4 separate regions of the Mus musculus genome follow, and regions 1, 2 and 4 are each linked to region 3. Evidence: chromatin loops called from intact Hi-C (ENCODE). Cell type or tissue: gastrocnemius. All regions are shown on one strand.

Evidence for each region. Hi-C counts contacts between places; a loop is a spot of excess contacts. Peaks named below come from ENCODE experiments on the same cell type or tissue, not always from the same donor. Only the 100,000 strongest peaks of a DNase experiment are listed, where the experiment ranks them.
Region 1: a loop joins it to region 3, with 2.2 times the contacts of the local background. A loop is called at or near these places in 5 of 42 quality-filtered maps.
Region 2: it touches region 3 in a loop (2.9-fold over the local background); 13 of 42 quality-filtered maps call a loop at or near these places.
Region 4: it touches region 3 in a loop (5-fold over the local background); 12 of 42 quality-filtered maps call a loop at or near these places.

What each region holds. Positions count from the first base shown.
Region 1 is chr13:34,722,511-34,730,510 of GRCm38, forward strand. No RefSeq gene overlaps it. Among named protein-coding and RNA genes, the nearest start is that of Fam50b, 8.3 kb to the right of the region's middle. In gastrocnemius, CTCF peaks have their summits at 3,543 and 4,785 (motif pointing left); a DNase peak (open chromatin) is centred at 3,817; H3K4me3 peaks cover 1,221 bases; H3K27ac peaks cover 2,385 bases.
Region 2 is chr13:34,859,644-34,867,643 of GRCm38, forward strand. It overlaps the pseudogene Gm8231. Among named protein-coding and RNA genes, the nearest start is that of Gm36839, 12 kb to the right of the region's middle. In gastrocnemius, a CTCF peak has its summit at 4,977 (motif pointing left); a DNase peak (open chromatin) is centred at 4,985.
Region 3 is chr13:34,789,639-34,797,638 of GRCm38, forward strand. No RefSeq gene overlaps it. Among named protein-coding and RNA genes, the nearest start is that of Fam50b, 59 kb to the left of the region's middle. In gastrocnemius, a CTCF peak has its summit at 4,451 (motif pointing left); a DNase peak (open chromatin) is centred at 4,426; H3K4me3 peaks cover 601 bases; H3K27ac peaks cover 3,350 bases.
Region 4 is chr13:34,184,079-34,192,078 of GRCm38, forward strand. The region is part of intron 9 of Slc22a23 (solute carrier family 22, member 23); the gene reads right to left. Among named protein-coding and RNA genes, the nearest start is that of Gm52037, 9.8 kb to the right of the region's middle. In gastrocnemius, a CTCF peak has its summit at 3,584 (motif pointing right); a DNase peak (open chromatin) is centred at 3,600; H3K4me3 peaks cover 255 bases; H3K27ac peaks cover 1,932 bases.

The DNA of each region.
Region 1 (8,000 bases), 67 kb before region 3:
GGAGGGCCAGGGCAGGAGAGGATACCATAGCTGGTGTTTGCTGAGTGGCAGTAGTCACAGTATAAGTGAGAGACTGAGTTAAGCAGTTTTCTACCATTACAACAAATACCCGAGATGACCAATTTGAAGAGAAAGGTCTATATTCCAGCTGGCAGTCTGTGGTTGGTTGGCCCGCTGTTTGGGGTCTTGGGTGATGGAACAGGTCATGGCAGGCAACATGCAGAGAGACAAAGCCATTTATATCATGGCCAAGAAATGAACAAGAGACAGGGCTGGAGTGCTACATCCCCTTGAAGGACACGCCCCTCAACAACCTGAAAAGTGAACGGTGAACACCAGCCCCATCTTTACCCTATCCGCCTGACCTTGGCTCGCAGCGTTCAGTGGTATAAGAACAGCCAGGGGAACTCACAAAGGAGCAGGTGTCCCTGGTTTGCCATGCCTTGGGCGCAGGGCCTAAGACTTCATCTTTAACCAGTCTCCACCCAGCCCACCCTAGGAGTCGGCATCAGAGCACCAATAATGCTTACAGTTGCACCGCATTGAGGTGGCCAGCACTGACTGCTGTCCTGGGGCTGGCGTGTCCTCTCATGTATGTGTGTGAGCATAGAGTGTGTGTGTGCGCACACACACACACACACACACACACACACACACACCATACACACAGACTCACTGTAGCACCCCTGTCCAGGGTGAAGCTCATCCTCTTTGCTCACAGAGATACTGGCCAAAAAACAAAGACAAACAAACAAAACCAGCACCTTACTATGCAGATCAAGAGGAATAGAGCTTGCCTGTGGACAAATTTATGTAGTACCAGCCCATGCCCACCTCTACTGGTCAAGCATGTCCCACAAAGCCACCCTTCATTGTCATGGCCATGCTAAGACTGCTGGAAAGTCTTCATCTGTAGAAGGAAATTACACCTCCCATTGCCCTATAAACAGCCTTGAACCTGCTCTCCATGGTAATTAATATTTTGGGAATAATTTGATGGTTTCTCTCTGTACCTGAGTAGTCAGAATGCCAGGATTGCTTCCCTAATGGCACCAGCCACATAGCTCTGTGGCCAAAGGGCAAGTCTTTGGGTGAAATTGGCCTGGTTGAACTTAGTTTTTTTCTCTGTATTTGAGTGAGTCAGCTGCCATCAGAACTTGGTGTTTTCTCACCCTTTGAACATATATAACAGTACTTCACTCTTGGTTCTTACCAGGATTAAATAAAGTGACAGAGAATCTAGCCTTTAGTTTGCTTTCACGGGATTCATTTACGTGCAGGTGTTAATTGAGCACCTACTTATTGCTCTAGTTTCTTGGGAGCTGTAGTGCAACAGTGAGTGAACAAGACACAGACAACCCTCTCCTTTGGTCCTGCATTCCCTGTGAAGGTGGCACTGCTATGATGATGGTTGTTTCCAGGCCATCTATCCCCTAGGGCTGTATAGATGCTAACTACATGGGGGAAGTATGTAAGGATGCTAAGCTACATAATGAGGTCCAAACTCTTGTCTAAGCAAGAGCTCACATCTCTGCTTACTCTTATTGGAACTAATCATAACCCAGGTGTCTGTTAATTCAACACTGTGTGTGTGACTCTGAATAAATGGTAAAATATAAGCCCATCATATATGCACCAGAGTTGTTGATATTCTTAAGTGGGAAAGGAGGCAAGACTCCCTGAACATGGTTGCCTTTCCCAAGGGAGAGGCATGGAAAGAGGAGTCTTGACTCTCTCACATCTAAGGGATCGTGCTGCAGAGACTCCATGGCCACTGAGTATACCGTGTGGATGAGTGTCTTGGGCCTGGGTGGCTTCTTTTATTGTACATTTTCAAGTATTCCATTTAGATCCAAGTAGTATCTGAAGAACTGCAGAAGAGAAAACACCAGAGACACTGAGGGCTCCAGGAAATGTTTTGGAGTTGGTGAAAGCCAAGAGAAAATATTTTTGAAATCTACTTTGAATAAGCACTGGTTACTTAACTTCTTTGTGTGTGCAGCTCTCCACTGGTAGCCCAGTTTCAAGCCCTGGAAAAGTTGAATATGACAATCAACTCCAAACATAGTACGTGTAAATGCTGTGCTGTATTCAAAGCAAGCTGGAAAGAAAGCTTTGTACAGAGTTTCTCACAGTAAAATCTGATTCTTCCCACCTAATAAATGTAGAATAAATGTTAAAAGAATAATTGGTCTGAAGTGGGGCCAAGCTGCGCAGAAACCCTCATGTGTGGTCCCACCCAGCTGGGCTGCAGTTCTGAGTGATCTGTATCAGGAACAGGAGAAGCTCATGTGCTCAATGGCTTAGCAATCCGGAAGACATTACCTGTGGTAATTAAAATCACATTCATAGAGCTCCCGGTCTGTGGTTGAGAAAGCATGCAGTAGTGAGCTCTCTTTGCCTTGCACTGTAACAGAGCTGCTGGTTAGGGAAGTGTTAGCCCGAGGCACATACAGATCTGGAGGACCTTTAAACACAGCCCAGCTGTGAGACCTGTCAGGAAGCTGAGAACAGAGGCAATGAGTGACCTCTGCTCTATTCAACTAGACCTTCATCCATCAGGCTCATATGCAGCTGGAGGGGGGAGGTAGGAGGGGGACAGGACAGGAAGATGGTTGTTGCCCTGTGGGTGGACTGAAGGCTCTGTCAGTGGGGAGGGGGGACAACACCCTGAGACTTCCTCTGGTATATTGCTTGCTTTCAACCAGGGATCAGGCAATGGTGTTGTTTTGTTTTGTTTTGTTTTGAAAACACAGCAAAACATTTGACCTCTACAGACTCTGGGTCTTGGCTTCTCAGCTCCGCTGTAGCATAAAGGCTGTGTTCCAATAGAATAGGCTTCATAAAAGCCAGTTGGACTTGCTACTGCTGCATATGGGCCCTTCAGCTAGATCCAAGAGTTAATAATTACTCTAACTGTCCCTGCTTTGGGCCTGTTTATTTGCTAATGCTGATGCTGTTTGGTAACATCAGTTGTGTACTTAGTGCGTAGTCCCCCTTGACGCTGGCCTTTCATTCTAATGTCAACCTTCGTTGGCTGACTTTGGGTGAGGCGTGAGCCTCCTCACGTCTTGTCATCTAAAAATATCCCCACCAAAGCTGGGTGTGGTGGTGCATGCCTGTGATCCCAGCAGTTTGTAAACTGAGGCAGGAAAATTCCAAGTTTAGATTCCAGTTGAGTGGCACAGCAAGTCTGGCTAAACAAACAAGCAAACACCAAATGAAGCAAACAAAAATATCTGCCGCTGGATCATGTAACAGAGCATCTTCCCTGTTATCCTCGTCTTCCCCATCATCCTCTTTCTTTGATAAGCATACATAGTTTTCCACTCACTAAGAAGCAGACTGAAAGTCTGGGTAAGATGGCACTCACCTGTAACCCTAGTACCTATGAGCTAGAAGCCAAGGACTAGGAACAGGTGGTCAGCCCAGGCACAGGAGCTCCTGTCTGATGGGCAGGAGCAAAAACCAAACAATCCATGAGTGTTTGTATCCATGTGGCCAAATTCTCAAGTGTCCTCTAGTCAGGAGGACCTTTATAACCACTAGGAGGCTGTTTTCCAAAACTCATTTTTAAAAACTGCTTTAATAAAAGCACATTGTGTGTCTTGGTATTTGTCTTGAGCCTTTTTTTTCCACTGGCATTTTAAATGAAGGGTTTTGTTCCTTCTTTCGTTTCTTCTTGCGTCCTTGGCAACAGTGGCCACATACCGACTCTTCACCCTTTCCTGGCCCTCAGAGCTAAGATTTGAGAGCCAGCCAAGAAGCCAAATAGCTTCTGTCTCTCCTTGTCTTTCTCCAGGACTAGCGCAGCATGCCAAAGGGATGACCTCACCACACAGCAGCCAGCTCCTCTGCTTCCTGCTCCTTTCCTCCTGAGGAGCCGTGAATCATATCAGCAGTATCGCTGGACTCCGGGGCTCATTACCCTGTTCCGAAAATGTCTGGAGTCGAAAATGTGGGAGCCAAGTGTAATCAAAATAAGTCCCACTCTGCTCTCTTCCTGCAGATTGGACCGCGTTGCATGGTCCTGAAAGAACGAACTCACGCCATCTGGTTTGATTCAGCTGCACGTTTAGCTCCCAGATCAGACCCTAGTAAGTTCATGTGACATGCTGGACACTCACTGTGCCCGAGGCAGGCTTTGTGACTTCTGACTCTTAGCACACATAGACTATGCGCTCTAGGGAAAGGTTTTCTTGGATATAAACCCAGATGAGTGTTTTAAGATTATTATGAAGTAGACAGCACACCATGATCAGGGTTAGGTTTTCCTGTGTCTGTCCCGCTGCAGTTTGAAGCCCCTGTCTTCAGGCAAAATCATTAATAGGTACTTTAACCAAGAGTCTGGATACAGAGATTTGAAACTAAAATATTCAGCGGCTTAAGGCTAGAGAGATGGTTCAGTGGCCAAGAGCACGGGCAGCTCTTACAGAGGGACTGGGTCTGGATTCTCAGTACATACCAAGGGGCTCACAACCCTCTGTAGTTCACGCTCCAGGGGATCAGATGCCCTTTTATAGCCTCTGTGGGGACCACACACACATACACACACACATTCAGGTAAAACACCCATATACATAATTTAAAATAATTTTCAAAATAAAGTATCAATGTCTTGTAGAAAGGAAAGATGAAGAGGGGGTTGTAGAGGTGGCTCAGCAGTTAAAAACATATTTTTCTCTTGCAGAAGACCCTAGCTCAATTTTCAGTCTCATCTCAGTGGCTCACAACTGTGAGCCCCAGGGGCTCTGATGCCCCCTTCTGGCTCCCAGCGGCACTTACATGTACATAACCACACACAGGCACACATACATATATACACATAATTTATAAAGGGACCAGGGATCAGGAATAGCCTTCAGAAGTTTTTCCCAGTGACACATTTCCTCCGACTGGGACCTCTTAGAGTTTTTATCCCCTCCCCAAAAGCTCCACCAGCCAGATACCAGCTAATGAAAGCACAGCGGGGTGGGGGGGGGCATTTTATATTCAAGTAAAGAGTACAATATCATAAGCAAACAAATACATTGCTAAAAGGTGTGTTCATGTTTCAGAAATAACATGGGTGGTTTAGTGTAATGATATAAGATTGTGTTTGAATTTGGCATTCATGGCTCTTAGAGGCACGCTGGTGTGATATGAAAATCTACAACTCAAAACATATGCAGTCTAAGCACATGCATCACCATGGGATACCACCCTTAGGTATTTCTGGGGCTTGGATCCACAGCTGCATCTGCTGTCAGAACAGATCTCCCATAATTCCACAGGTATGACAGTTGCAACTACATGTCTCCTTGGGACCTGGGCTTGCCTTGACTTAGGAATATTAGCTAGTTTTTTGTTTGCTTGTTTTAAAAAAGAAAATCGGTCAGGCCTGGGTTGTCTATATCTAACTGTTCTCTCTCTGTCTCTGTCTCTCTGTCTCTCCTGTAGATAATAGTTACATATTAAATGTTCTGATCATTGAATTCTGATATTTTTCAGCATCTGTATGTCTAAATATGGACGTGCTCCTCCGCCCAGAAGCCTATCCAAGTCAGATAATTGCTCATTTTCATGGAGAACTCCAGGTCCCTCTTCAAGTGATCAATGAACCCTGTAAGCTTCAAGTGTTGTCTGCCCATGTCATCTGCTTCTCTGGAAGCTACACCATATCCTCTCAGGGAAGCAAGCTTCATCTGTTTGTTGAGACAGGATCTCTGTAGTCCAGGAAGAGCTCAACCGCACTGTATAACTGAGCACGACTTTGGGTGCCAATTGTCTAAGTGTTTGCTACTGCACCCAGCTTTGTGTGATGCTGGAGATTGAACCCAAGGCCAGATATGTGCTCTACCAACTACATCCACATGCCCAGCTATGCTCGTTTTTAACTGAGAAGCTGCAGGTTACAAGTAAGTCTTTTGTTTTTATTTGTCATCAAGGCAAATATTCATGGCACTCACCGTCCCTCTGCTTATAACTTGTTTGGCTGTGCATTGTTGGTAAAGCCTACTGCAGTTGCGAGAGTGCTGTGTGCACACAAGGGTAGCTCCTGACAGCGTCTGACACGTGTCAAGCAAAATCTCCTTTAAGACAAGATCATTTGTGTTTGTACTTCATGCCCCTTTGTTTTCAATCTTGCTCACTTTGTAAAACAATTTTTTCTTTCAGCCAGGTGTGGTAGTGTACAACTGTAATCTCAGGACTTGGAAAGTGGAAGCAGAAGAACAAGAGTTCGAGGTCCTTGTTGATGAAATGATAAGTTCAAGGCCAGCCTGGCCTACATGAGATAGAGTTTCATGAATGGAAAAGTTATGTTTAATTGACACATATTTATGAGGCATGATGTAGTACTTCAATATATGTGCAGACATGTCCAACCTTTTGACACTAGGATACAAAGTTGTCTTTTACAAAGGTGACACTTGTCAAGTTACAAAGGAAACAACTGCAAAAAAAAAAAAACCCTTTCAAATAAGTATATAATTTTATGCAGACCATATAACTATCCTCAAGCCAAAGGTTGTACACACTCAACTATAGACAGTGTGTAATGATTCCTTGCCTTATATACCTATCAGTTCCATGTGCTGGGGAAAATTGAAGTGCTCTTTACTGGTGACTTTAAGACATTCCATTAAGTCATGTCCACTTGGTCACCTTGTGTGCTACAGGACACTGGACATTGTTTTTCCTACAGAGCTAAATTTCTGCAGTATGTACGTTATCCACCCTCTCTCCACAGCTCCTTCCAGCCCCTCTAAGACTCTGCTTTCCTGTGATCACGTTTTTGGTATACATGTATGAGTGAGAGCATGAAGTGACTGTAGCTCTGTACCTGGCTTATTTCACTCACCTTCATGTCCCCCAGGCTCATCTATGCTATATGAATGTGTTATATCCGTTCACTGATCTATACAGATGTCCCATTTCCTGTATCCATCCATCAGTTGACATCTAAGACCTATTTTTTAAAGGAAATGCTTTGGTAACACTAAGCACAGTCACACAGTTGAACAGCTGTCAATCACCCATCTCCACAGGTTTTTCATCTTCCTAAACTGAACCCCAGTATCTAATAATGCTCTCAGTCCATTCCTTCCCTGCCACAGGCCCTAGACACCACAGCTGAACTTTCTATCTCTATAAATCTGATGACACTGGATGCCTTGCATAAGAGCTATTTTCTGATATGTATCACTCTGTGATGGGCTTACTATACATGGTACCACACCTGCATAGTTCATTGTCTTAGTCAAGCACCAAGAGATGATTATACATAGGATCATGAAATGTGGGCATGTCTATGGTAAGTCACAGGAGCTTAGAGTGTGTAAAGAAGTTAGGAGTCAGTCATCAGTGTGGATACTGTATCCAAATTCTATATGCCTGGGACATTATGAAGGCAGTTTTTAAGGAAAGATGTGAACATGGAGATAACAGGTATTTATTAAATATATGACATTTAACATATTATTTGCCTAAAAAATAAATTTACTGCATCATTTATGCTGTGCTAACTTTCCCCAGATGAGGTACCAGCAACACACCAAACTAGTAACCCTGCCCAAGACTAGTTTGGTGACAATAAATTTGTCAGGCGTACATGCAGGGGTATAGGTAATGGGTTATTTATAAAGCATCAGTGATTCCCAAACAACTGTATCACCAATAAAAGTCCCAATGTAGATGAAGGCTTCTCTGAAGTTGTCTCCCCTTCAGGTAACCTTTCATCTCAATATACTCTAGCACCTCCAGAAATCTCATGCAGCTATGACATAGTTATATGCAGCTCAGTAGGGATTTCAAGAGGGAGAGGTGGCTGGAATCTCAGACAAGGGTATAGTGACCCTTCCATCAGATAATGTAATCAGATCCAGTCTTGAGGGTGACTTGCAGGTAATCACATTTTTCTGATTAGTATAGGAATGGCTATTGGGCTTAGAGAACAGCATTTTATAAAACTTCATCCTTCCTCTGACTCTTACATTCTCTGTTCCTCTTCTGTGCTAGTC
Region 2 (8,000 bases), 70 kb after region 3:
AGGAAACCAGATCCTACCTTCTGACCGAGAACACAGCGTCACCATGACAAAGAGTTGCTGGCAGGGATTCCTTTCCAAAACCGGAAAGAAACATCCCACTAAGACACAGCCTTTTTCTTTGGTGCAGGCAAGATTCTTTAATTCTATTAAATTAAATGTTTGTACTCAGAAATCCACCTGCCTCTGCCTCCCAAGTGCTGGGATCAAAGGCATGCGCCACTGCCGCCACCACCACGGTGCGTTTCTGAGTTCAAGGCCAGCCTGGTCTACAGAGTGAGTTCCAGGACAGCCAAGGATACACAGAGAAACCCTGTCTTGAAACGACACCCCCCCCCCCCAAAAAAAAAAACAAAGTTTGTTAACAACTGTGGAAACAAATCAAATGCCTAAAGTTTTCTTTTAAAATTATTACTATTACCATTATTATTGGGGGGGGGGGGTGGAGGAACATTCCTGCCATGGCACATGTAAAGAAGTCAGAGTTAACTCTCAGGAGTTGATTCTTCCCTTCTACTGTGGGATCTGGTGATAAAACTCAAGCCATCAGGCTTATGAGGCAAGCCCCTTTATCTGCTGAGGCATCTTGTTGGCCCTAAAATGTTCATAAGGAGAATTATTCCGTGTGTAGATTCAGTCTCTGTCTGTTGGATACATTTAAGTCCTAAATTAAGGGTTTAATGTAAATATGTCTTATGGTTGAAACAGGGGTAGCACTACAGTGGACATAAATCTTTTTTGGTTTAAATATAACTGAAAACAATTAATATTTGGATAAATCCACTTTAAAAAACTAAAGCTTCTTTTGTCAAAGAAGCTAAATTATGGGCTCACAATGCTGAGATTAATAAAACAAATATTTATTATATGTCTATCATGCTGAATACTGTCAGATGTTAGGGAAACAGCTGCCAACAAAAATCCCTGATGTTTTACCACTCATATCTAATTTGGTGGCCAATGATTAAAATAAAATAGAATTTCACAGGTTAGAATTCCTTCTAGGCACTGCCCCACAGTTACTTGACAACAGCCAGGTAGTCCTGGCTTATTATAAAAGGGGCTGTTTGCCCCTTCCTTGCCCTCTTATTCAATCTGACCTCTTCTCACTCACCCCTGTCTCACTACATGTTCCTGGCCAGCCTCTCCTCTCCCCTATCTCTACTATCTTCCCACACACTAAATAAACTCTATTCCATACTATATCCATCATATGGCTGATACCTCAGGGGAAAGGGATGCCTCAGCTGGGCTTGCTGGGCCACTCCTCCCACCTCACCATACCCAACTCTCTGTGAAACATATCCTGGCCTCCTCTTTTTTTCTTTTTTCTCTTTTCTTTTTCCCTTTTTTTTTCTTCTCTCTCTCTCTCTCTCTCTCTCTCTCTCTCTCTCTCTCTCTTCTATAAAACACAACAGTAGGGAAGGTGAGGTCATGATGGAAGGACAGAAGGATAATGATAGAAGTATGAAAATGGATTCATAAGACTCATTCTTTTGGATACTAACCTGAAAACTTAACTAAAATGGAAGAAGTTATATACTGTAGAGGCTTAAGTAGTGAAAGGGAAATGAAACAGGGCAGGTGCGGGAAGCGGGGGGGGGGGGGGTGGGGGGTGGGGGGTGGGGGGGTGGGGGGGGGTGCGTCAGCAGGCCCGGTGAAACCCACTTGTTTACTGCCTTGCTATCTGTGAACGACCTGAGCACGTGCCTGGAGCGTGTGTGAATTCTGATTGGATGAGGAGGGGTGGAGCTAGAAAGAGGTGAGTCAGCTCTAGTAGTGAGTTGTTGTTTAGCCCTTGCCCTAGGTAGAAGCCAGAAGTAGAATAAGAGTAGTTTTAGCCCTTGCCGTGAGTAGAAGTAGAGTAAGAGAAGCTGTTATAATAGGAGTAGTTTAGCCCTTGCCCTAAGAAGAAACTGCTGGGGAAGAGAGCTGTAAAAGAAAAAGCCCGAAGTAAATTTGCTGCGTGAACCCGACTTGGTGTCTATGTCGTTCATGATGCCGCAGGCCGGAGACTGCGGAGACCGGGACAGGCAGGGATGCTTGTAAATCAAGAGTCTGAGGAGACTTCAGACTGGATGATTCCTGAAAATGAGTTCTTGAGCTAAACCTGAGTGCCAGAGAGGTGAACCATGGTGCAAAAGAGGGCTGAGGATCAGAAAGCACAGTGGATTCTGAAATAGGAATAAGCCTGGTGAATTTATGAGAAATGTGGTCTACAAAGCTGTCACAAATGAAGTAAATGGCTTCAAAAGAGACAGGATTTATTATGGTTCCCAGATTTCAGAGTATCTGCTCTGTGGCTCTCTGGCTTCCTTGCAGAATGTCATGGGAGTGCATCTCTATGGGAGAGGCTGCTTATGTACTGGCAGCTGGAAACAGCAGACTCCCCTAACTTTGAACCTATTACTAGATTAAACATTGCTTAGATCAGAGCCCTCATGATTCTAGTGACCCATAGAGATACTTTTGGATCCAGCCAGAAAGTGTGCTTCAGTACTCTCTTGGGTGTGCCTCAATCCAATCAAATTGACAATCAAGATTAACCATTTTTATTGTTTTGTTTTGTTTTTTCTTTTGAGAGAGCATCTCACACTGTAGCCCACTTGGTCTGGAACTTACAGTGTAGCTCAAACTGGCTTTGAGCTCAGGTTTCCAAAGTGCTAGGATTATAGGTTTGAGCTTCAACACTCAATTATAGCCATCATAAATGTTAAAATTACAAACTTTGTTGTAATATCAAATATCAAAATATATTTGTGTGATTTTTTTACAAATAAAAACACATTTAGAATTCATATAACTGACAATATCAATAGTCAAAGAATTCCAAATTAATAAAGAACAGACAAAAAAAGAGCAATAAATAGGCGAAAAGTATGAATGGTCATTGCAAGACGAGAATAAACATATGGAGAAAATCTAATCCTTGCTAGTGTCAAAAAAAGTCAGCAGAGACAAAATCAGATAATTTTTTGACCCTCTTTGAAATGAAAATATCTCTCCTGATCATTGCTCATTTGTGTTTGTTAAGCTTTCTTATTGATTCCTCTTTTTTTTTTTTTGAGACAGGGTTTCTCTGTGTAGCTCTGGCTGTCATGGAACTCACTCTGCAGACCAGGCCAGCCTCGAACTCAGAAATCTGCCTGCCTCTGCCTCCTGAGTGCTGGGATTAAAGGCGTGTGCCACCACTGCCTGGCTCTCTTATTGATCCCTTTGCCTGAATAGCTTTATTGACCAGATTGGTCATATGGTACAGTGGTGCTGATCACAGAATCTCTTATCCTTTCCAGGAGAGTTTACATTGGTACCAACACTTCTGCAAAATATTTAGAACTATCTATGCATACTTATGGAAGATAAGAGATTATTTAAATGCTTATTAGAGGAAGAATGAAAAATAAATTCTGGCAAATTCACAGAATAGCACGGTATCCAAAGATTCACACCGTCTTGAAAGATTATATATAGAATGATTCGTCTTAAAAAGAACTAAAATAAAAAAGATTTAAAACAATAATATTTTTAGGAAACAGAGATGAAAAATTCATTCTTTGAGTCAAAGGAATAATGGTAGAAAAGAAAAAGAGAGAAAGAAAGAAAGAAAGAAAGAAAGAGAAGGAAGGAAGGAAGGAAGGAAGAAAGAAAGAAAGAAAGAAAGAAAGAAAGAAAGAAAGAAAGGAAGGAAGGAGGCATGAAGCCTGTGTTAAGTTCCAAAGACTGAAGAGAGGTTGGGCCTGTTGAATGGGGGAGCAGTTTCAGGGATCCTCAACCAGCATCATTAAATATGTGAAAGGCAAGCACAGGCCTGCATGGATTGTTAATATGAGGGTGTCAACAAAGGCCCATGTGGATTGTTGATAAGAATTTGTCCCAACCCTAAGGTTATGGATCTCTACCTCTGTGTATAACTTGAAGTATGTCTTTAAAAAGCTCAAATCACAGCTAATAACAATCTCAGATTAAATTTTTCTTAAAATACAGGTTAATTAAAAGGAAAAGATTTAAAAAAAAGAAATCTGGCCATATTAAGCATCTACTTTTCAAGTTGGAGAAAATAAGATACTGATTAATTACCACTCTTTGTGTCAAAATACTCAGCGAGTAAAAATACAGCCATGGCAGATTCAAAAAGAGAATCTTGTCAATAGAGCTATACAGGCAAAGGTAACAGTAAGAAAACTTAACAAAGGCAAATTAGCAACCATCAACAGAGATGCCAATTACCACTACCAATTTGTGAGGATTAAAAGAAAGTGAAACAAATTCAGACATAGTGGTGAATGCTTTTACTCCCAGCATTTGGGAGACAGAGGCAAGAGGATCTCTATGAGTCTGAGGCTAGCCAAAACTACATAGTGAGATTCTGTCTTGAAAAAAAACCAAAAACAACCAACCCCCCCCCAAAAGAGGTGAAAAACCCTTCAATATTATTATTTTACTTATTCATTTAAATGAATTGAGATGCCATTTGAGAAAGTAATATTAATAATATATTCACATGTATTTATTTAATTAGCTTTAGGATGAACATAAACAAATTAGTCAGTATATAAATGTACATGACTTTGTTAAAAAAAAAATACAAGAATACAAGTTGCCACAGAGTAATGGCCTATTCTATGCTTTACCAGCTTCCAAGTAGAGACTTCTTAAAGTAAAAAGTCTCTATCCAAGAATGACAGGCTCAGAAGACACAAGTCATCTTTCCACAGCCTTCTGCCTTTAAAGCAAACTTCCAGAACTCAAACACTTACTGCTGATTCAAGATCAAACATTTAACCAACAGGCTCTCAGATAGTTCAGTCCTCAGGGAATAATAAAACCCACATTAGACCATATAGGGCAACCTAGGAATGAAGGAAACTGTAACTGTGTACCATCTCTCCCCCTTCTTTTGAATATTTCCAATTTTACAAGATAGGCCAATGGGTGCTGAGATTACGAGATAACATCACACTGGTCCTTTACTGCCCTCTGCTGGAAGATGTATGTAGATACACCAAAGCTCCAGTAATTGCCAGCAATTGCAAGCTCAGTTGCCATAGACAACGTACTCTAACTGTTCTTAGCTTTACATGTAGATGTTTTAGAACAATGCACTTAAGAGATATGAGGGTTACAACGAGCGTTTGTAGAACTGAGCTGCAAACCTTACTGATATTTGATATTTACTTAAATGAGTAATCGCTCTACAAAATAATCTTTGCAGGGGGCTGGTGACGTGGGTCAGCAGTTAAGAGCATTTGCTGCTTTTGCAGAGGACCCAGGTCGGGTTCCTAGCACACCCATGGCAGTTCACAACCATCTACAGCCCCATTTCTGGGGTCTCCAACACCCTCTTCTGGTCTTCATCAGTATTCAATAAGCATAGCACACAGGCATACATGCAAGTAAACACTCATGTGCATAAAGTAGAAATTAAAAAAAATCTTTGTAGCACATAGATTTATACCTATCACATTATTATATATTATATTAAATTACATTATCTAGCCAATTTATACACAGAAAGGTAGAAATTGATAATAGTATCTAAAACTGCAGCTCAATCGTTTGTTTTGCCTTTTTTGTTGTTTTTGTTTTGTTTTGTTTTGTTTTGTTTTTGAGACAGGGTTTCTCTGTATGGCCCTGGCTGTCCTGGAACTCACTTTGTAGACCAGGCTGGCCTCAAACTCAGAAATCTGCCTGCCTCTGCCTCTGCCTCCCAAGTGCTGGGATTAAAGGCGTGCACCACCACCGCCAGGCTGTTTTGCCTTTTTGAAGTCGAAATGGAACAAATAGTTAAAGTGAATGTTTGAGGGATTTCCTAGTTAGTCTGTTGGCTGTGCCCATAATCTCTCTTAGGGAAGGCCAAGTAACCTGATGTTTGGAATGAGCAGGTCTAATCAGTTCTCAACAAAATTTATGAAGAATAGCAGGTATGTACCACAAGTTAAAAACAAAAACAAAAACCTTCCTGAGATAAGATAAACACAAAAAAGACTTCTTGGATGCTGAGTCTGTTGCCTCAACTGATGTCAGTACCTACATGCCGGCTTCTCTCTCTCTCTCTCTCTCTCTCTTTCTTCAGTTTCATCATGCTGTTTGATCTAGCATGTTGCCTAGAAAGGCTTGTGTAAACACTTTTCCAGCATGTCTCCTAGAGACCATTTTACTCACTGCTCTGTTTGGCCGCTAGCCTCTTGCCTCTCTCTTCAACAATGGTGAGGCGGATTCCTTTTCCTCAGGGAAGGGAGATCCATGGTTTGTTGCCCTTGCCAATAACAAAAATGTTGGAAGGACAAGTGGCAAAGCTGTTGCCATTGGCATCTTTCACATGAACCACAAAAAGAGCTGGGATGTCTCTCTTTGTTGGTGATTACACCAATTCTTCCCAATTTAGCACCTCCAGTCACCATACACAGGTTCCCCGTGTCGAACTTGATGAAGTCAGTTACTTTGCCTGTCTCCAAATCAATCTGAATGGTGTCGTTCACCTTGATGAGGGGATCAGGGTACCGAATAGTACGAGCATCATGGGTCACCAGTTTGAGATTCCTTTTGTGCCCACAAAGATCTTTCTCACTTTGCACAACTTGTACTTGGCCTCCTTGGGTGTAATATGATGAACAGCAAAGCGGCCCTTGGTGTCATAGATCAGACGGAAGTTCTCTCTGGTCTTGTCAATGCTGATGACATCCATAAAACCAGCAGGGTAGGTTATATCGGTCCTGACTTTCCAATCAATCTTAATGAATAGCTGCATGCAAATCTTTTTTTACTTCATCTCCAGTCAGGGCATACATACTCTGTTCCTTAGGAAAATGATGAGAGGCAGGCATTCCCTCAGCCTGTGAGGACCAGTGGATGGATGAGGAGCAAACACGTCAGCCAACTTATCCAATGTTTTGGAGCAGCTACACACTTCAAGTGTTTTTTTGGGACCATAAGCCATGGATGTGCTGGGAACAGAAAGAGCCTTCCTTCTCCTTAAATTGATTGTTTTTAATTCTTTTGGGGGTTTTGTATGTGTGGTAAGGTGAACTTTTGACCTCCATGTTTTCAATGACATCACAATAATCAAGGCTCTTAACTTCTTCCATGATTTCCCCCAACATATTTTATGATTACCTACTGCTGTGTTCCGTATTGCCAAAACCTAGGCACAAAATGATAGAAGAAACGTAGTCTAATCACAAAATCATTTGTAGTGTAGTAAAACAGAAACAAACATACAAATAGATATACTGGCTGCTAAAATGTCTCCCCAAAAACCATGTGCAAAGGGTGTGGTTGCTACCTGGGAATCTGGGGGTACTAACTGGATCCTGAGCACTCTCACTTCATCAAATGATTAATCTACTGAAGGGTTCACAGTTAGATGGGCTCATTGGAGGAAAGAGAAACTTAATGAGCCCGGCCTAGGTAATGGAAGTTGATCCCTGAGGATGGCATCTTGTTCTTGCCTACTCCTTGTCTGTCTCTTCCGACCCCCTTTCTTCCCTACTTCTGATATAGTGAGATAAATTGTTTAATTCTAGTACACTCTCTCTGCCTTAACATTCTGCCTCACTACACACCCAGAATCAAGGAGCCAAGATAGTGTTCGAAATCTATGAGACTGATCCAAATAAATCTTTCCTACTATGGTGGTTTGAATATGATCCACACAGACTCATGGGTTTAAATAGGTGCTTGGCCACAGGGAGTGGCACTATTAGGAGATGTAGCCTTGTTGGAGTAGGTGGTGGCCTTGTTGCAGGAAGTGTGTCACTGTGATGGTGGTCTTTAAGGAGATATATATATGTATATATGTATGTATGCTCAAGATCTGCTTCCTTAGGATCAAGATGTAGAAACCTTGGCTCCTCCAGCACCATATCTACCTACATACTCTCGTGCTTCCTGCCATCATGATAATGGACTAAGCTTCTGAAACAGTAAGCCAAGCCCAATTAAATGTTTTCCTTTATAAGAGCTGGTATGGTCATGGTGTCTCTTCACAGCAATCAAACCCATAC
Region 3 (8,000 bases):
TCTCTCGTGAACAGTTGACCTGTTGTGATGGTTGTTGCCTCTTGTCAACTTGACAGGATGTAGAACCACCTTGGAAATAGCCCTTTGGCCATGATTATGGGGGGTTATCTTGATTGTGCTAATTGCGGTGGGAAGACCTGTCCACTCTGTGTGGCTATATTACCTAGGCAGGGGATCCTTGACTGTAAAGTGGAAAAAAGTGAGCTCAACATAACTATGCATTCATGTTCTCCGCTTTCTGATTGTGGCCACTTTGTGACCTGACACATCAATCTCCACTTTGATTTCTCCACCATGATGGACTGTATCCTTATACTATGAGATAAAATAAACCCTTTAACCCTAAGTCTATTTTGTCAAGGTATTTTATCACAGCACAAGAAAAGGAAACTGATACCAAAAAGTGCGGATATTGCTAAAATAAATTCAACTATATGTTCATTGATATGATAAACCTAACCATATCTTGGGCCTTTGGAACTGGGTTGTGGGAGAAATGTGGAAGAGTTTGTAACTTTGGTCAAGAAAAGCCCTCAAGACCTGGAAGCACAGCTTAGTCAAGCCGTTCTGATGGAAGCTTGGAAGGCAAGAATCTTAGGGAAGAACAGTCAGCAAGATCCTGGCTTATGACGTTTCAAGGGGAGCAAGATGCCACGAGGAGACAGGTAAGAGTCATTCATGTGGTGTTTTTATCATTCTGCCCGTTCTGAGAATTTGAATGCAGTTGAATTTACAGATAATGGACTACTTTGTTTGGTGGAGGAAAGGTATATGAGGAGCATGAGGTTTTAAACCAGAAGTGTAAAGAAAACAACCTGGATACAATTGTGGAGGAGATTAGTGCCATTAAACAGAAACGCAGCATTTGGCATTGGAGCAGTAGGAAAGGGGCCTTGGAGGCAAGGACCTACTTACAACTTGAGAAAATGAAAGCTTACACGAAATGAGAGAATCCAAACTGAGAGTGTACTGGGAGCCCTTTGGAGCACAGCCAGTTCCATCACAAGCAGACCCTGAGCTGTAGAGTTTGATCTTTGTCCTGCTGAGTTTTGCTCTTTCTTTGGTCTCATCATTCCTTGTTACACCTGGACTCTTCTCTTTTAGAGTAATCATACCTATGCAGTGCTTTTACACGTTTAAGATCTATTTATTTATTTTATTTCTATGAGTACACTGTAGCTGTCTTCAGACAAACCAGGAGGGCATCAGATCCCATTACAGATGGTTGTGAGCCACCACATGGTTGCTGGGAATTGAACTCAGGACCTCTAGAAGAGTAGTCAGTGCTCCTAACCTCTGAGCCATCTCTCCAACCCATTACACTCTGCTTGTGGCTGAAATGACACCAGCCTCTTCAAGCTCCAACCTCCTTGTGTTTCCCTTGAATTTCGGGCTTCGGTTGCTTTTGCCAAAGTACTTAATCACAGCAATGGGAAAAGAAACTAAGAAACTTGCAATCTCAAAAGATGCTGAACTAAGTGTAAAAAGAAAAATAAATAAGGTATGTGTAGGTGTGTGCGTGTGTGCGTGTGTGTGTGTGTGTGTGTGTGTGTGTGTTTCTATCTGTGTCTATGTTTGTGTCAGGGTTAGACAATAACTTATGGATATTTAATCTTTTTCTTGTGTTTGCTATGTTTAAGTGGACTTGGTGGGGAAGGATGCTGGAAAGGGATGCTAGCTTGTCAGATCAAACATGCAATTTAAAAAGTACGATTGAGGGCTGGTGAGATGGCTCAGTGGGTAAGAGTACCCGACTGCTCTTCCGAAGGTCCGAAGTTCAAATCCCAGCAACCACATGGTGGCTCACAACCACCCGTAATGAGATCTGATGCCCTCTTCTGGTGCGTCTGAAGACAGCTACAGTGTACTTACATATAATAAATAAATAAATAAATAAATCTTAAAAAAAAAAAAAAGTACGATTGAATAGTTAAATATTTGGATATTTAGGACAGGGACCTTACATTGACATTTTAGGAAAATGTATCATACCTCAAGACTTTTAAATCACATTTCAGGAAGTCTTTGGGAAGATTTATTTGTTAATCAGACAGTTTAAAAAAATCAAATGATTATATTTATAAAAGCTACTCTAAATGTTTATTATGGAATAATTTTATTTTGCTAATAAAACAAAAGAATAATCAAAGGCCTCCCTTAAAAAGTATTAAACATTATTAGATGGTTGTGTGGGTTAACATATTTAGTATGCGAGCGTAGCACAAGAGTCCAGGCTCTGATTTGATCTAGCACCTGCAGAGCAGGCTGTCATAAGCCACGTGCCTGAAGACTGGAGAGAGAGGTCAGCGCAGACAGCAGTATTTCCCAGGGGTATATCAGGCCTGACCCCTAGCAGGCCTTTGCATGGCTTTCTCCTCTGCTTCAAGCTCTTCCTCCATAAGTATGCATGAATCAATCCCCATGTTCATACCTCCATTCAAATGCAGCCCTAGCGTCTGTTTAAAGCTATACCGCATCTATAGAGCAACACTATGAGGAAGTGCAGCCCTTCTGTGAAAGGGAATTAACCACTGGGACGTTGCAGAAGGATTCTCCTGGGTTGGTTAACTCTAAAGAACTCACCACATGCTCAAGTACTGAAGATCCTTCTTCTGTATGTTGATATTATTAAGCACAGTAGACCAGACATGTTTCCCTACTCAGGTTAGTGTGATGGGGGACCATGGTAGCTATAGTAATATATTTACCATTCTTCATCCACGCAGAAATGGCCCTAATTGCTCTTGAAACATCAGGCAGTTTTAAGTCCTGCACATGCTATTTTGTCTCCTGTTGTACACGGCTGCAATCAAGCTTAGTTTATAAGCCAGACAAAGATCAAGGGTTACCAATAACATCTAATGGCAGAACAATCTTAATAAATAGATTGCCACTAAAAAATTTCTGTGGAATTTTGTTCTCTCTGGGATTTTCCTTCACTGTTTTCTGTGTACTGTGGATTTTACATAACTTATACCAAGGCAGGTAAAACCTTAGAGAGGGGAGCAAGCATCACTGTATGAAATAATGACTTCCACCTCATAAGCAGAAGCTGCAGCACCAGTCAGGCAAGCCTCTCGAGCCCCTGGGTGGCCGCCTACCTACTTTCTTTACCCTGAGATCTCACAACCTCTTGGCACACCATTTCACACCACACGTGCCTATTCCCACTTCCCACTGGACTGTAAGCATCATGAGGGTGAAGCTTTGGTAGATGCTGTTTCCTGCTGTGTTCCTAATATCCAGGGCAGGGCCTGGCACCCAGAACTAGCAACGGACACAGAGTGACTGTCACAGAGGCTTTAATACCAGTCTGAGACATACTGGCCTCGTGACTTTGTAATAAATCACTGCCTTCTCAAATCTTCATTTTTTCTCTCCAGAACAGGCACAAGAGGGCTGTCAGCAGGACTAACTTGGGTGGAAGTACACACTTACTGTCCAGCGCTGCAGACACATAACAGGTTCATGTCATTTAGTGGCAACACTTGAAAATATTACAAACCACTTAAAACTGCTTATTTTGAACTTTGGGATCGTCTCCTCTGTAGGCATCATAGGAAATGAAAGTGCTCCCTCAAGAAAACGAGCCGTGTCCAGCCTCTGAGGACCTGGCCTTGTGGTATGAAAGGAGGAAGTGGGGAGACTGCCCACTGCATGATGTCTCAAAGCTGGTGAGAACTGAGGTGACCCAAAGATTCCAGAGATCTGTCAATGGTCCAAATTAACATCCTTGGGGTTTTCCTCGTGTGCTGTAATCGAGTGTGGAGGCACATTGGGAGATCGTATTGAAGGAGACTGATTTCTGATAACAGCACCAGTCTAAGAGAAAGTGCACCAGCCCGTAAGCAATCAAAGGGAAGGGAAAAAAACAGAAAAGATTATTCAAGGATTCTCCTCATGGCTCATGTGGGACACTTGTCTGGAGTTTTCTTGTTTGTTTTGTTTTTTAACTTTTTTTTTTTTCACAAATTCCATAGACCAAAAATCTTTCCTCTGTAAATTTCCTCTCTTCAGTACAAAACTCATGTTTACAGAGACCAGGTCAGGGTGTCAATGGGCCACTGCAGGAACACAAAAGCTGATCAGTCCTACTGCCAAGGCCAAAATATGCAACAGATCAAGCTACTCAAACCAGTCACACTTGTCACTGTCCTAAGCACGTATGCCAGGACCCACTTAGGAAGATGTGTGTCACATCCCCTCTACAGGCTCACCAGACTCCAGCGTCAAAGGTGTCTAGCCTCACCAGGTCCCTGTCCCCAGGGAAACAAAGTAGTCACATCTCTAAGACAGGCTCAGAACTTACAAATTGGGTTTCAAGGAAGTCAACACCCTAGTTGTTCTGGAGTGATTTTGAAGTGACAGCTTTTTTTTTTTTTTTTTTTTTTTTAATGGCAGGAACCAAGAGGTGAGCGCCACCTGGTGGAGAGGCTATTTCTCAGTGGCAGTAGGGCACCACCCCCCCAACATCCCTTCTCACTTACTTGGATCCAAGCAACACATTGTGAAAGAATAATTCTCAACATTCTTTTGGAGCTTAAACAACAACAAAAATTTAAGAGCCCAATGTCACACTATTTATTTACAAAATAACACATTCATTTTTGATTGTATGTTTCTCTCTACCTTGGCACTGGAGATGCTGAAATGAGCAGTCTTGCTTATGCTTTGAAGTCCTGAGTCGTAAGGAGTCAGAGACAGATATGAAGCTGAGTAAGTATTGTGATTTCAAACACGCAGCAACAAGAACAAAAATGTTGGAGGTTTAGAGAGAAGGTCTGGGTTCTATAGAACAACAATTGCCACCATGTATGAAAGTCTCCAGAGCCTCTGAGACCAAATGTCCAACCCCCTCAAAGCCTCCCCAGGCTCCCAATGAGTTCCAGCTAGAGCCACACAGTGGCCGCGTTGACAAAGCCAGTTCTGGAAGGGCCCTCTGCTCTCCTTGGCTGGGCTGGCTTGGGTGTGGACACATGGCTTTTCCTCTTACTTCATCTGAGACAGATTGGAATTTTCCAATAGGAATGTTTACAGGGCAACTCAGGGAACAACAAGAGCACAAAATGAAACACAAAATTATATAAGAACCTGCTTGATGAACAAAGGTGACAGAAACTCCAGCACAGATTTGCTAGACAGGAAGAAGCTGGTGTGTGCATCTAGGTCAGGTCACAGATGAGTCTACGTGGGGTAGATTAGAGAGCCCCGCAGACCATCCTTCAAACTCTTTCCTGGATTCTGTCCTGGGATGAGCTCATAAACTCCATGTTCCTCGCTTACATGGTCGGTCTTCCTGCCTGGCCCTGAAACCAGAATCTCGGATGGTTTCGTTGTTGTGTATAAGGATAATGGATGTTCTGTACTACATCTGAAAGTAAGGACTTTGGTAGAATCTGTCTTCTGACTTACTGTTTCAATGTTATCTTAAGAAGAGAAAGAATAAAATACCTCTCCTTTAAGGCAGTGTTATTTGGGTCTAAGATAGGTAGTCTGGCCAATGGAGACCATGAGGAGGCAGTGCTGAATTCCAGAAGTTAACTCTCAGGAATGTAGCCACCCAGTGAAGATGCCGAGCAGTGCTGTGGCAACTCTGCCTGCAGTGCTGGGTGCGAGTGTCAGCAAGCTATAAGCAGGTGTCCTCAGGGTACTTTGGGAACTGGGTTTTTGAATCCCTGCTCTGCCTCATTAGCCGCACTTTCCTTGGGCAAGGTTCCGTCTAGGAGAGGATTTGAGCCAGGCATCTTGTGGCAGCTTCTAACAACAGAGACTTCTTTCTCTTGCTTCTGGAGAGTGGAGAAGAGCAGCAGAGATGACCAGCACTGCTGGCTTCTCACTGTATCTTTGCATATGAAAAAAAGGTCTGTAGAACCCTTTGGGGCCTCACCCTTAAGACCTGTGTACTCCTTAAGGCCTCATCTCCTAGCCACTACCTTAATGGCTTCAGTTAAATATTAAATGGAGGCATCCTTACCCATGAAATGACACAGACCACACAGATTGTAATATAAGATATAAGATGGGTTGATTACAGTGCCTGGCAACATAAGTAAGTTCACAATAATTGGTGGTAAGTTTCGCTGCTGTTACTTCCCTGTACCTAATACACAGGCAGTGGACTTTGAGGGAGACATTGTGCTTTACCCTGAAGCAGACCTGGGGAAGGGTAAATTATAGAGGCCAAGTGTTACCACATTCTCCAGAAGTCTATGGATTGACAAAATCCTTTTAAACTACTTTTCTTGCAGTGAAATAGAAAAGCAAACAAACAAAAAACAAACAAACAAACAAAAAGCCTCAAAATCATAGCGACTCAGCTCAGGAAGTCGCCACAATGTGCACACAACTTGGAATTAGAGGTAAGGCTGTGGGACCACAACCCTGCTGGAGCCCCTCTCAATCCTTAGTCTACAGGCATTTCTGGAAGGAAGTAGCCGTCTCTCTGTTTCCTCTTCCTGTCCCACCAAGGCCCTCTGTGCTGCCTGACGTCACTCATGGCTATAATTTTTAATATCTTTAGTTCATGTTTCTTAGGCTATTAGGATATTATGACAGAAATGACCGAGGTACCTTTACCAGGATCCCAAAGCCAAGGCCTCAGCTGCCCTGGAAGAGACCTCTTCCTGAACGTCCTGTCATAGCATGTAATTGACAGAGCTGTGACACACCGTCACCAAAGGTCTGGCTAGAAGCTATAACTTCTAGTCTCTCAGAATGAGGCTGCTTTAGAGATAGGGGCTTTAAAGGGGTTGTTGGTTTGGGTCACTAAAGAGGTAGGTTGATTGAAGTCATTAAGGTGACTGGATCCTTATAAGATGAGAGGACCAGGACACAGACACACTAGGAGGGGAGTCATGTGACTGTATGGGGAGGTCGAGCCACATTAAAAGTAATCTCCAAAGGAGAAAGGTGCCATGGGGGTGGTGGATTGTGAGTGCACAGCCATGAGGGTCGGCCCGTTGGAGGAATGGGAGTGGCCCAGGTGGAACATGGCAAATGATATCTCAGGGTGACTGACAAGAAAGTAGACAAACTAGCAAAGAGGGTTGGTATCTGTCTTTTATTCAGAAGCCAAATGATCTAAGGTAGGGTAGAAACTCCCAAATAACATTTACTGCAACAAAGGTCTTTTCAAGATTCTCCAAGGAGACAAACCTTGGGACAAGTAGCCCTGTCTACACCTTGACCTTGAGTGGCCAGACCCCCAGGAGGATGGGGAAGTAAAGACCTAATGTTTGAGGTTTCCAGTCTGTGATGTTCCGTCCTGACCCCAGACACACGGATACTGAGAGGGAACAAAGAAACAGCACACTTTCAGTTCGTATAGTTCTGCTAGTGTGTTGAAAAAAATGAAGAAACTAGAATGATCAAGAACTGTATTCTGGGTATTTGTGTCCATCTGAAACTCATGCTAAAAATCTCTGATGGTACACTATTGAGAGGTCAGGCACCCAGCAAGAAATTAGACCATGGGGGCTAGGGGCTGTGGACAGGATTTATTAAAGGGCTAGAGGCAGGGAGTTCGCCCCCTACATTGTCTTATTCTTCTGTGCCTTCTATCACAAGAGGACACAGGGTTTGCCCTTTGCGGAGCATGGGTAAGTATGTACAACCTTGGAAGCGCAGAATAACTTTCATCAGGCACCAAACCTATCAGTGCCCTGAACTTGGGCTTCCCAGCCTCCTGAACTCTGAGAAGAACTTTCATATCATTTGCAAATGACTCAATCTCTAGTGTTCTGGTACCCCAGCACTAATGGATTAAAGCTCCAAACTTAGAGCACAAGGCTGCTCTAGAGTGTGCTTCCTGCATTGCCCAGTGGAAACCACTCGGACTTCTGGGGGAGACAGGATCTCCAGGTCCCATTCCAGAATCACTGAGCCAGAATGACAGGAACCGCCCCAACCTACACCCCACCTTGACACACTACTATGGAGAGCTGCATTTTGAAGGAGTAGTGGATGGATTTTTATCTACACCAAAGTTTAAGGCTACAGGT
Region 4 (8,000 bases), 610 kb before region 3:
AAGAAAGAGGTACAGTGTTGGGGTGAGACCATAGTGTTCAGGTAATGGGCCAGAAAACTGCCTGGTCCCCAGTCCCCAGGCCCAAGGGACAGATTGAGGTGGTTTTATCTTCAGAAGGAGGAATACAGTAGCCTGCCTACCTGTAAGAACATCAGGGAGAATATACAGGGATGTGGACTTCAGGAACAACCAGGTCTTTCCACCTATGGTAAGTGGATTTCAACAAAGACACACACCATGGGGCAAAGGGCAGCTGTACAACAAGCAGTGTTGGTGCAGCAGGGTAGTTTGAGTGCAAACGAATGAAGGCAGAGCCCCCTTCATAAGGCACAAAATAAACTGAGTCCCAGAAAACATCAGGGAAGATTGTTGTGACTTTGGGTCACCTGGGATTTCTTACAAATGCAGCCACAGCACAGAAGCTGACCAGCTAGACTTAATCAAAATTAATAGGTTTTTAAAAAACCCTTCAGAAGACATAATTCAGAAGTAGAAGCCACACAGCCAGGGGCAGATGCTTCCAAAGCCTGCCTCTGACAAAGGATATGTCCTATTGAACTCAACTTGGCTTCAAAACACCTTTGAGAAAGCCTGGAGTAAAGACAGAACAACATGTTGGTGAGATCCTAGAGGGGCTGGAGTTCTCCAATAGCCTCCTGGGAGCAGGATGGAAAACAGGTAGACATTCTCTTGAAAGGAAACAATTTTTTATATAGCTAGCAATTCCATGTACAAAACAAGTAAAACCATATGCACAGACAAACATTTACAAGCAAATGTTTATGCCTTATAGCACTGGGAACAATCCAAATGTCTATCGGCTGTTGAGTGATAAATAAAATGTGGCATATCCAGATATAATGGAATATTGCTTAGCCTTTCAAGGCATGAGACACTGACATGTTACACCATGAAAATTGTTGTACAATTCCATTCACATGAAATGTCTGAAGATCTGATCTAGAGAGACAGAAAGCAGGGCAGTGATTGCCTGGGGCTAGGAGGGTGAAACTGCAAAGGGGCATGAGGGTATAAGTGGTCTATAATTGATGGGTGAGGAACTGGAAATCTAAATGGATGAATTCTATATCACATACATGGCACTCAAGCTATTAACTCTCAAACTCTTCCAGCTTTGGATTCGAGGCCTGTCCTTACAGATCCCCATTACCCCACAGTCAGAGTGAGGCAGCTGCCAGCCTCACCTCTTCTTTGCAAGCTCCCAGAGACTGTACATCCTTTCCACATCACCATGGCTGCTCATGGTCCTCTCAGTAGTTCTTATAAGGGCAAGGCCCTCAGACTACTCCTGGGTTAATGTAGGAGACATGACTTGGTGCTCTCACTGCCTGCCAGGCAGTTCATGTGGCTCCTGTTGGCTTCCTTGGACTCTGCAGAATCCAGGCTAAGCAAGCTATGGAGCAGGTCCAGACCTCTCCGAGTCCTCCCTCTGGCAGACGGTATCCTCATGGTATATGTCTGTGTGTGTCTGTGCTCTAGAGGTGCTCAAGGGCAAGACCAAATCTTGCTCAATCTGTAGTCTCTGGTATTTTCTCAGCAACTGGCCAAGACTTGGTCAACTGGCCCTTGGGCATTACTTGACTTTATGTCAGAATTTTAAGATAATTTCCACCTTCCAGTATTCTTAACCTTTGCCTTATATGTGGGCTGGAAGAAATAATTTCTAATAAATCCGTGCCCATAAAGCACTGCAGAGTTAACGAGATGTCTCTTCCACAAACAGGGTAGAGAGACTCTGAGTGTAATAAAACAAACTGTTGTGTTGTTGGGGTACACATAGCAGGAAATGAGGTGGCCCCAGTTAACTCATGAAGGACTGGATCCTACCAATGACCGCTGAGCCTGTAGGTAAATCCTGCCTCAGGGCACTGTGGCTTGGAGCAAGGATCCAGGTAAGCATTGCCCAGGTCACTGACCTATAGATACCATAAGCCATAGAACTTAAGTCATTTGTTAAATATGACCAGGCTTGGCTAAGGAACCTCTTCCCCACACTTTCATGTCCTCAGTACTTTGTATAAGACAATTAAAAAACAAAACAAAACAAAAAACAATTGAGTGCTAAAAAGAGCCACCTAGGAAGTCATAGTGCTGGTCCAACAAGGGGTGCACTGAGGAGGGATATGCTTGCTCTTAGTGCTGTCCAGGTACCAGTCTTCCCAAGTAGTATCCTGCACCACCTTTGAAAGACATTGGCATCTTTCTGTCAACATTTGCTCATGATGAGCCTTTTGGTATTGCTCTTCCATGCACCTGTCAGGGGCAAGGATTATTTCCTGGAATATCAGCTGTCTCACAGTTTGCATGTAATAAATACTGGATGGCCATAGATCACAATGACTTCCTAGGTAAAAAGGCCAGCTCACCCACAGGCATGGGTCAGAGAGCTATGAGATTTGGCCCATTTGTCGGGTGAATAATACCAAAACAGCCATTCAGAATTTCTGGTAAATCTGGCCCCTTCGGTAAGTCACAGGATGGGAGGGGTGTATCAGGGACCTGTTTGATTGAGACTTTTGATAAGATTGTATTTCTCTGGGTTTTGCTTTCTCTTGCCTCTGCCCATTAGAGTTGCCATGCAAGAAAGCAGAATACAGCCAGCCCCCCATGTAGGAAGTGTGTGAAGCCGCTAAGCCTCAGGCAAGTCTCACATGACACCAAGTGAACAATAACAAAGTAATATATCACATTAATAACAATATTGGCTGAAATATGTTTGATTTATAGCCCATTTAATTTATAGGCATATGTATATGATTTCGAGTATGTTTATATACATATGTAATAGAGAATCCAGTCCCGTCTAGTGGCAAACTGTATATATAGCAGTGGCCTTGTAGGATTATAGTGAAACATCTCTGAGGATTTTATAGCTGTGGCTGTCACAGAGATCACAGCACAACCCATTTCTACATGATTGTAGTGGTGCTGGTATAGACAGACCTACTGCACTGCCAGTTATATTAAAGGACAGCAAATAGAACAATGTGTAATACTCGATACTCTAGGATACTAAATGATTCTGTTTGTGGGTATATGGTTCATACTATCATGAAGCATTTCTACTTAAAAAAAAAAGTTTGCCTCATGTGGTAGCATGCCCTGTAATTCCAGCACTTGGGAGACCAAGGAATGTGGACAGTCTAGGCCAACCTGGGCTACAAGGTGAGAGCCTACGAGCGACACCCCCAGCACCTCAGGTTTTATTTCCTGCCTCCTGATTTTTGTTGAGCATCTAGGTATGCATTGGAGACTCAAGGATGTCCGCATGGTGACACCAGATAGTGACTTATTTTCCCCCACATGTCCTGTTGCTAAATCATATTTGAAACAGTTGTATGTCTTTGTTTATTTTTCCTATGAAAATACTTTATGTTTCACTATTAGTGATTTCCTGGATTTAATATTATTACAGACAATTTTGTAAGAAAAATGGCATGCCAGTTTTGGTTTTGTTTGTTTCTTTTTGAAGTCTCTCGGGATCTTCTTGTGCTTGGTGTCACATTCATTTCCCTCTAAAAGGCTGACTGGTCAGAGCTCCTTCCTGTTGCGCTGGGAGTTCACTAGAGGGCAGCCTATGCCCATGTTTATATAGCAGTGAGGCTTCACCACACAAACCAAGTTAGGCTTCCGTGTTTCTTAGAAGCATGGCATTGTCACTGTCCACCCGATAGCTTTACTTTGGGTAACAACTCTCTGACCACTGCCAATGGGCAGCCTCAGTAGGGGGAGCGAAGTGTGAATCAGAAATAAATGTGAACCATCAACTCATACAAAAATATGAACACACCCCTTCCTAGGTTTTACTTCCTCCTTTATGTTTCTAGCTTTCCTTGATTGAATTTCTGTGAAGTTAAGCAAATACTGTACTCATTGGCACAGAAGTGAAGAACTAGCAAAACTATCCAGGTACAAACAATAACATGAATTGCAATTTGTGGAATTATATATATATATATATTTCTTCCTTGGTATCTAGGAGGGCTGTTACCAGGACTCCCAGATGCTCAAATATCTTATAGAAAATGTTATGGTAATGCATGGGGCCTACATGTTGTTTGCATCATTTACCATTATTCATAATGTTAACACAATGCAAATGCTGTGTAAATAGGTGCTGTATTTAGGGGTTAATGGTAAGAACTGTACATGACCAATAGGCATAGTTTACTGGGTATGGGTGTTAGGGATTGAACCCAGGGTTGTGTACATGATCAGTACACACTACACACTGTAGCACTGAGCTACACTCACTTGCATCATTTCTATAAACAGATGCTATCCATCAGTGGACGGTTGGCAAATCCTTCTTTGTGTGATATCTTGTCTCAAGGCAACAGTAGAGCAGAAGACAGACATAGGGAACTTGCTCAGAGGGGAAGGTCTCAAGGCCAGTCTGATGCAGATGATCTGGACTATAGTAAAAGAATGGAGCCACCTGAACAGCAGGCAAATAGTAATTAGTGGATAAGAAGCTAGGATGGTGCACAAGGCAAGGACAGACAGTCTGTGACTGGGGCTCCACAAATTTGTGAGGAATTTTGCTGACCTTGAATCAGCTTGTCAGCATCACCAGCAGCTGCCCTTTCTCTTCCCTTGTCCCATTGTTGTGGGTAAAGGAAGTCACTGTAGGTTACAGGAGTTCCTGTTTTCAGATTCCAAATAACAGTGGAGAGAAAAGATGACCCCCCACCCCAACAGAAACAGCCACTGGCTACATCTACATCATCCTAGAATTCCTGTCACTTCTGCCCAAGACAAGGGGAGAGATTATGAAAGGATGGAAACCTCTCTTTCCCAGCCCACCTTCCATTTAACTAATGTCTAAGGCCTAGGGTAGGAGTTGTGGAAGCTGCTCTCCAGCTAGTGTAAACATCAGTGGGCTAAGGCTAAGTGGCTCCCTGTAATCGTCTGAACAAAATTTGGTGAGACAAGGTTCACTCTAGCCAAGAGGTTCTCAACCTTCCTAACACTGCAACCCTTTAATACAGTTCCTCATGTTGTAGTAACCCCCAACCATGAAATCATTTCATTACTACTTTATAACTGTAATTTTGCTACTGTCATTAGTTATGATATAAATATCTGATATGCTGGATATCTAAGATGTGATTCCCAAAGGGGTTGTAACCCACAGGTTGAGAACCGTTGCTTTAGTCTCTACCACCCACAGGAAAAGAGGTTATCATGAATTTGTGTAGAAAACATATCCTGGTATATGTCTCTTGTTCCTGGCACCTTAATTTTTGTAGTTTGGGCTGGCTAATTTTATGTCAACTTGACACAAGCCAAAGTCATCTGAGAGTAGGGAATCCCAACTGAGAAAATATCTCCATAAGACCAGGCTGCAGCTAAGTCTGTAGGGCATTTTCTTAATTAGTAACTGATGGAGGAGGGCTCAGCCCATTATGGGTGGTGCCATCCCTTGGCTGCTGGTCCTGGATTCTATAAGAAAGCAGGCTGAGCAAGCCATGAGGAGCAAACCAGTAAGCAGCAACCCTTAATGGCCTCTACATTAGCTTCTGCTTTCCCTTTCCTGCCCTGTTTGAGTTCTATACTGATTTCTCTTTATGATGAACTATGATGTGGAAGCATAAACAAAATAAATGGTTTCCTCCCCAGCTTGCTTTTGGTCATGGTGTTCTATCAAAGTAATAGGAGCGATATTGAGTAAGAACACTGTTGTTTTTCCTTCAAAAGGTTTCTTTTCAACATAGTGTAGAGCAGAGTAAGACTTTCATAAGAAAGAGGAAACCGGTGGACCACACCTTCAATCATCTTGGGTGTTTCTGTGTGGAGTGGGTAGTAGGGAAGCAGCATGTTTATCCTGGGACTCTCATGGGAATTCTTCATGGGTTTATTTGCAAGAAAATGCTGCACAAACCACCCGTGGGAAGAGTTCCCATGGAGACTCTTCCAAGCCTGGCTTGGAAGTGGCCACAGTTTCCTTTCAACCACTGCAGGTACAAAACATCACCGAGGGCCAAATATTTTTCTAGTTTGTCATCTTGGCAAGGTGGACTTTAGAACGTATTTGTTCAAATTATATCCCTTAATAATTTTTCCAGATTTGCATCAAAGAGGAAGAGGATATCATATTTCTTTTACTCTGGGTTGTTAAGCACACTGACAGGGAGGCCAGAGTTATGGGGTGCCCTCCCAGAGTCATGCAATGGCTGCCAGTGGCTATGAGAAAGCCAGGACTAGTAGCAACTTGCACTTTAGCTGAGAGATTGTCTTCGTGGATTCTTTTATAAAGGAGGGAATTTAACTGGTGGGGAAAGAGTAAGGTGCTATACTCCTTCAGTGTTTTGCAATTGCAGGCACAAAAGGAGCTTCTAGTCTACCTCACCTTAGCTCAAGCAGAAGGCAGGGAACTAGAGGACTTACTCAACACCCAATTGCTTTTTTGTAAATATACAACGATGAGACATTTTATAACAGGGACCAGTAACCAGCTGCCTTGGTTTATATTGTAAAAATTCAAGGGAATGAGTCAAAATGAGGTCATGAGAAAATTCTGTTGTCAGCAAGGAGGGAAGTCCACAGACCTGCCTACCTGCTCCCCAAGTCCTCCCAGCACCAGAGGGCCTAAAATAATTAGTCTCTCTGAGTCCCATCTGAACTGGAAGGTCTGCTTGTTCTTCTGAAGGGTGTCATCATGCTGACTTCTGGGTTTCAGCTCACAGCTGAATAACTGCCCACACTCACAATTTCAAAAAAGCATGTGCACTAGAAATGCTAATGATATTCCAATAAGGATCTCAGTGTGACATGAAGCACAGCCAGCCCTTGAGTAAGTAACAAATGCCAAGTGCAGGTGAGGTCTCTAACTCAAAATGCTTGTAGATTTTGTACCTATGAATCTGTAATATCTGCATATATATATCATGGAATATCTTGGAGAGGGAGGAGATCTAAGTCTAAATACAGACTTGTTTACATCTTAGATACGGCTTGTGGAACTTGAAGGTCATTTCTACACAATATTTAAAACAATTTTGCCCATGAAACAGAATTTCAGGGTGTAAAATTTTTTGCAGCCATGTCAAAACAAGCAAACCATGTTGGGGATTAGGAGTATTTTAGATGTCAGATTTTTAGTGTAGGAGCATCCAACCTGTGTTAGGAAGAGGGACGTGGTAGAGGGGACGCAGTTAAGTGATGCTCTTTCAAATATTATAACTTTACCATGATACAATCACAGTGGGATTAAATGCTGTGCTTCATGGGCCACCACGCAGGGATAATAATCATATTTTACAAACACTTAAGCCCTTTGAGCTTAGGGAAAGGCACACTTCTACCCAGTCTGGGGTTGTGCTGTCTCACTTACCTTTTTTAATTAACTGAATCGTTGATACAATTTTGGATTAGTGATTAGCTTCTTAGGCCAGGAGGAAAAACCAAAAAGGTTCTATGTAACCTTGTATCTTTCTTATTTTTTATTTTTTGTATAGCTAGGATGGCCCTGAACCTCTGCTTCTGTCTCCCAGGTGCATGTACCACCACACCCAGTTTATGGAGTGCTAGGGATCGAACCCAGGGCTTTCTGCATGCCAGACAAACAACTGAACTATATCTGCTGCCCTCAACTTTTGTTGAAATGGGGTCTCCCTGTGTAGGCTGAGAAGTCTCCACCCTCCTGCCTCAGCCTCCTGAGAATCTAGGATTATTGGGGGCATGTATACCTTTTTTTAAAAAAAATCCTTTCTTCCCAAGTCTCTCAGTGGACTGGAGCAAGGGTGATTTTCTTATCTTTCCCCCTTTCTATCCCTTGCCACGTTTCTTGTACCTTAAGCAGCTCCTGTTTCCATGTCTCTGGTAACTGTCTTGATGGGACCTAGGGTTATGTTCCTACCTGGCCTTGGGAGTCAGGGTGGAACTGATCATCAGACTGTGAGTCAGGCAGCCATCATGCCCTGCATGCCACACCACACCCTGGTCCTGCAGCCAAGGTGGGGCAGAACTGAGGACAG